Regions from separate parts of the Homo sapiens genome. Here region 1 is linked to region 2. A link is an interaction called in ENCODE POLR2A ChIA-PET data of the cell type or tissue named here. Cell type or tissue: GM12878. All regions are shown on one strand. Links, peaks and the distances in the headings refer to the core of each region. The heading gives the core; the rest is flanking DNA. Region 1 overlaps RELB (RELB proto-oncogene, NF-kB subunit). Region 2 has its middle 7.6 kb from the start of LYPD5.

Region 1 (2,916 bases), core at 267-2,766, 1.2 Mb after region 2:
GGGAGCTGGTTAAATGAATGGTTTTAACCCTATCTGACCCAGTGAGATTTGTAGACAATATTACCTACCTCTATTCACAGTCACTCCCAAAGTCCATATTTTATTTTATTTTATTATTATTTTTTTTTTGAGATGCAGTCTCGCTCTGTCACCCAGGCTGGAGTGCAGTGGCATGCAACCTCCGCCTCCTGAGTTCAAGTGATTCTCCTGCCTCAGCCTCCCGGGTAGCTGAGATTACAGGCACCTGCCAGCAGGCCCGGCTAATTTTTGTGTTTTTAGTAGAGACGGGGTTTCACCATGTTGGCCAGGCTGGTCTCGAACTCCTGACCTCAAGTGATCTGCCTGCCTCAGCCTCCCACAGTGCTGGGATTACAGGCGTGAGCCACCGTGCCTGGCCAAAACTCCATATTTTACACCAAACTGTAGTATAAAAGAGAAAGAAAAGGAAATTAATACAGCATATATAATCACATTTATTTCAATATGTAAACGCCCCACAGGATATATGAGGAAGGTGGCAGTTGTTTGTGACTATATATAGGCTCCTTGTTAATGCCGTGGCCACAAATGCAGCCTGACCCAGCTGCGCAGACTTAGTGACTTATATGTCACACGTGCAGGGTTGCGGTTGGTGAGGGGATTTTCCAAAGTGGCGAACAACTCTTGGTCTAAACAATTAGTGTGCTGGTTGCAATCTTTGAAAATTCAGTGGGTATTACAGTTATGGGAAACTCCAGCCTGGGTGACAGAGTTAGACCTCGTCTCAAAAAAGAAAAAGGAAAAACAATTATGGGAAAGAATATTATTGGTGTCAAACAGAGCAAGGGCCAGGTGTGATGCATGCCTGTAAGCCCAGATGTTTGGGAGACTAAAGTGGAAGTATTGCTTGAGTCTGGGAGGCGGAGGTTGCAGTGAGCTGAGATCGTGCCATTGCACTCCAGCCTGTGCGAGATCCTGTCTTAAAAACAAACAAACAAACAAACAAACAAATCCACTCAGCAACAATAGAGCAAGTTTCTGGGATCTGGTCATTTTAAACAGGTTTCTTATTGACTCGAATCTTTGGCAGGATGTTCAGAAGGCTTGCTGGCTGTGGGATGGCTGTGCGGGACTGTCCCTGGTATTATAAACTGTCCAGCATAACTGGTCCTGTCTACTTGCGGTAGGGTCCACATCAGTGTCAACCAGCCACCCCCCAAATCCCATTTTTCCCCTAGGGGGCAGCACTCCCCCACTGAGACCAATGGTTAATGGTATTTTATAGGCTTGGGCTTTAGAAGTTCAGAGCAGGCTTCAGAAGGTATTTAATGCCAGCAGGGCTGAGCCAGTGACTCAAAGCTGCCAAGTGGGACTGGCCCTGCCTAACGGGGCTGGTTTTTATTTGCTGCTGCCTGTGGCTGCTGAGCAAAAATTCTGGCTTCACTTGCTATATCTTCCTTTTTTAAAAAAGAAAAATCTGGGGAGGCCGAGGTGGGCGGACCACCTGAGGTTAGGAGTTCGAGGCCCTGGAGGCTGGGATCGCACCACTGCACTCCAGCCTGGGCAACAGAGAGAATCTGTCTAAAAAAAAAAAAAACAATTCTGGAAATCCGAAATAATGTGATGTCTTATAATTTTAATTGTGGGCTCCAAGTTTTTCCTAATCTTTTACTTGGAAAAAAAAGTTTTAGTTTTTTCCTGTCTAGTTTTTCTTTTTAAGTTTTATTGAGGTATAATTGATGTAAGAAAAATTGCACATACTTAATGTATACATTTTGATGAATTTGTTATTATTCCTTTTTTTTTTTTTTTGAGACAGAGTTTTGCTCTTGTTGCCCAGGCTGGAGTGCAATGGTGCGATCTCTGCCTCTCAGGTTCAAGCAGTCCTCTTGCCTCAGCCTCCTGAGTTGGTAGGATTACAGGCCTGTACCATCATGCCTGGCTAATTTTGTATTTTTAGTAGAGAGGGGGTTTTGCCATGTTGCCCAGGCTGGTCTCGAACTCCTGGCCTCAGGTGATCCACCCGCCTCAGCCTCCCAAAGTGCTGGGATTGCAGGCACGAACCACCGTGCCCAGCCCTTTTGATTAGTTTGGATGATAAAAGAATTTAAACCTAGAGACCAGGCGCGGTGGCTCACGCCTGTAATCCCAGCATTTTGGGAGGCCGAGGCAGGTGGATCACCTGAGGTCAGGAGTTCGAGACCAGCCTGGCCAACATGGAGAAACCCCATCTATACTAAAAATACAAAAATTCTTGGCCGAGCGTGGTGGCTCAGGCCTGTAATCCCAGCACTTTGGGAGACTAAGGCAGGCAGATCACAAGGTCAGGAGGTGGAGACCATCCTGGCTAACATGGTGAAACCCCGTCTCTACTAAAAATACAAAAAATTAGCCAGGTGTGGTGGCGGGCGCCTATAGTCCCAGCTACTCGAGAGGCTGAGGCAGGAGAATGGCGTGAACCCAGGAGGTGGAGCGTGCAGTGAGCTGAGATCGTGCCACTGCACCCCAGCCTGGCCAACAGAGCGAGACTCCATCTCAAAAAAGTAAAATAAAATAAAAATACAAAAATTAGCCAGGCATGGTGGCAGGCACCTGTAATCTTAGCTACTTAGAAGGTAGAGACGAGAATGGCTTGAACCTGGGAGGCAGGGGTTGCAGTGAGCTGAGATCATGCCATTGCACTCCAGCCTGGGCAACAGAGCAAGACTCCATCTCAAAAAAATAAATAAATAAGAATTTAAACCTACAGAAAAGTTAAAAAATAATACACTGAGTATCTTTGAAAGGTGAGTGCCTGTTATTTATTTATTTTTTTTTAATTTTTTTTGAGACAGAGTTTCGCTCTTGTTGCCCAGGCTGTAGTGCAATGGCGCGATCTCGGCTCACTGCAACTTGTGCCTCCCAGGTTCAAGCGATTCTCCTGCCTCAGCCTCCCGA
Region 2 (2,916 bases), core at 228-2,727:
AGGAGTAAATTCATGGTCTGTTCTGCTCAATAATTAATGGATCTGTGCTACATTCTGCCAAAATAGCAGCTGTGGAAATTTTTTCCCCTTGCAACTTTGTTTTTCTCAAAAATTCATTCAATGATCCACTTTGTTTCATAATAGCTTTCCATTTTCTGGTCCTGATTATTTTTTGTCCTTGATAGACATCGAATAAGGTTAATATTTTATCTTAGAATTTTAGCATCTTACAATACTATGTAGGCAACAAATCATTAAATTTTCATAAGTTTATTTTTATACTGATGAAATTTCTAAAGCAATAATAAGCAACTACTATAATAGTATAATTAACAGACTTGCATAATACTCTTTAATTTCAACCCACACACATTCTTTGTGGATGATTAATGGTAACCGGATATTAGTTTGTTGTGTTATTGTTGTTGTTGTTTTGAGACAAGAGTCTTGCCCTGTCACCCAGGCTGGAGTGCAACGGCGTGGTCTCGGCTCACTGCAACCTCCACCTCCCGGGTTCAAGTGATTCTCCTGCCTCAGCCTCCCGAGTAGCTGGGATTACAGGCGCCCGCCACTACACCCGGCTAATTTTTGCATTTTTAGTAGAGACTTGGTTTCACCACGTTGGCAGGCTGGTCTCGAACTCCTGACCTCGTGATCTGCCCACCTCAGCCTCCCAAAGTGCTGGGATTACATGTGTGAGCCACTGCACCTGACCGGATATTATTATACAGTGATTTGTGCCAAGTGAAAGGACTTGTAGATTTATTTATTTATTTAAGACAGAGCTTCGTTCTTGTCACCCAGGCTGGAGTGCAATGGCGAAATCTTGGCTCACTGCAACCTTCGCCTCCCGGGTTCAAGCGATTCTCCTGCCTCAGCCTCTGTAACTGGGATTACAGGCGACTGCCACCACGCCCGGCTCATTCACTGGGCTAATTTTTGGTATTTTTAGTAGAGACAGGGTTTCACCATGTTGGTCACTCTGGTTTTCAACTCCTGACCTCAGGTGATCCACCCGCCTTGGCCTCCCAAAGTGCTGGGATTACAGGCGTGAGCCACTGTGCCTGGCCAGGACTTGTAGATTTAAACATAGAATTCAACAATTCCAGTCTGGTAGAGTAAATAATTAGATGAAAATATGAACTGCAATATGAAATACTGAATACAGACAATGTGCTGGCACCATTAGGGACTTTAACAAAATGTTCTGCATATCAGGTGGAAGAGCAGCTCATTGTTTAGAAGCACAGACTATTTTAAATGACATAAAATCAACACGTCTTTCCATTTCAAAACCAATGTCTCCTTAGTATATGGAAGTAGAATGGTAGCTACCAACCCTCTTGGAACAAGACACTTTACTGCCATCTGCTGGAACATAGTTGCAATAAATTGTAAATCACTTTTGCAACCGTCAATAGCATGCACAATACATAATAATTTTCAAAAAGTTGTTTTCAAAATAGTAAAGATGTCTGTGATATGAATAGCACCTCCTTAGGTGTAGTGTTCTTGTGCAGTGCCCAACATGAACAACTGCACATGGTGACAGTAGAATCATGGCATCTGCAAAACAAAATCCATTTTACTTTTTCCTCTCCAATCTTTATGCCTTTTTTTTCTTTTTCTTGCCTTATTGTATAGGCTAGAACTCCCAGTACATGATTGAATAGAATTAATGAGAGTAAACATGCTTGTCTTGCTACTGATGTTATATAGTCGTGTGTTTTTTTTAGACAGGGTCTTTCTCTGTTACCCAGGCTGGAGTGCGCTGGCATCATCATGGGTCACTGCAGCTTCAACTTGCTGGGCTCAAGTGATCCTCCCTCCTCAGCCTCTTGAGTAGCTGGGACCACAGTTGCATGCCACTGTGCCTGGCTAATTTTGCTAGTTTCTACCCTTCCCTTCCGTTCCCTCCCCTCCCCTCCCCTCCCTTCCCCTCCCCTCCCCTCCCCTCCCTTCCCCTCCTCTCCCCTTTCTTTCCCTTCCCTTCCTTTCTTTCCGTTTTTCTTTCTTTCTTTCTTTTTTTTGGACAGAGTCTCGCTCTGTTGCCCAGGCTGGAATGCAGCGATCTTGGCTCACTGCAACCTCTGCCTCCTGGGTTCAAGTGATTCTCCTGCCTCAGCTTCCCAAGTAAGCTGGGATTACAGGGGCCTGCCACCACGCCTGGCTAATTCTTTGTACTTTTAGTAGAGATGCGGTTTCACCACGTTGGCCAGGCTGGTCTTGAACTCCTGACCTTAGGTGATTCACCTGCCTCGGCCTCCCAAAGGACTGGGATTACAGGCGTGAGCCACTGCGCCCAGCCTAACAGAAAAATATTTTTTAAATAATAGTAAATATATACCAGACCACCCACAGCGTGATCAAACACCTTTCTTTGGCAGCATTTGTGTAGTTTCTAATACAGCTTTAAAATATGTTCATAAAGAATTATTAAATATCCTTTGTATTTATATTTTATTTAGAGCCTGGAGAAGGCTCTAAATAAAAGGTGAGAGGTGAATATTTTGAGTTAACTTGATATAAGCAAGGTTTCACAGATTAACTTTGAAATATAGGATGACATGGGGCTGGGTGCCATGGCTTATGCCTGTAATCCCAGCATTTGGGAGGTTGAGGCAGGATGACTATGACAGCTTGAGCCCAGGAGATTGAGGGAAAAAAAAATGGATAACATGGAATAGTTGAGAAACGTGACATCATGAAAATAAAGGTGATTTTTCTAAATTTTATTGCAAACAAATTTAAAGGTATGAAAGTGTTGAAAAATTAGCTCATCAGCTGGGCACGGTGGCTCACGCCTGTAATCCCAGCACTTTGGGAGGCCAAGGCGGGCAGATCACCTGAGGTCAGGAGTTCAAGACCAGACTGGCCAACAGGGCGAAACTCTGTCTCTACTAAAAATACAAAAAT

Evidence for each region. Peaks named below come from ENCODE experiments on the same cell type or tissue, not always from the same donor. Only the 100,000 strongest peaks of a DNase experiment are listed, where the experiment ranks them.
Region 1: POLR2A ChIA-PET joins it to region 2 with 9 read pairs; 1 of 35 experiments calls an interaction of 5 or more read pairs at or near these places.

The regions. Positions count from the first base shown.
Region 1 is chr19:45,015,888-45,018,803 of GRCh38, forward strand. All of the region lies in intron 4 of RELB (RELB proto-oncogene, NF-kB subunit), which reads left to right. Among named protein-coding and RNA genes, the nearest start is that of RELB, 16 kb to the left of the region's middle. RefSeq lists a silencer at 1,128-1,337. In GM12878, for the core only: a CTCF peak has its summit at 1,214 (motif pointing right); DNase peaks (open chromatin) are centred at 634 and 1,234; H3K4me3 peaks cover 1,071 bases; H3K27ac peaks cover 1,794 bases.
Region 2 is chr19:43,808,622-43,811,537 of GRCh38, forward strand. It overlaps a transcript of LYPD5 not described here. Among named protein-coding and RNA genes, the nearest start is that of LYPD5, 7.6 kb to the left of the region's middle. In GM12878, for the core only: a CTCF peak has its summit at 1,365 (motif pointing left); a DNase peak (open chromatin) is centred at 1,320.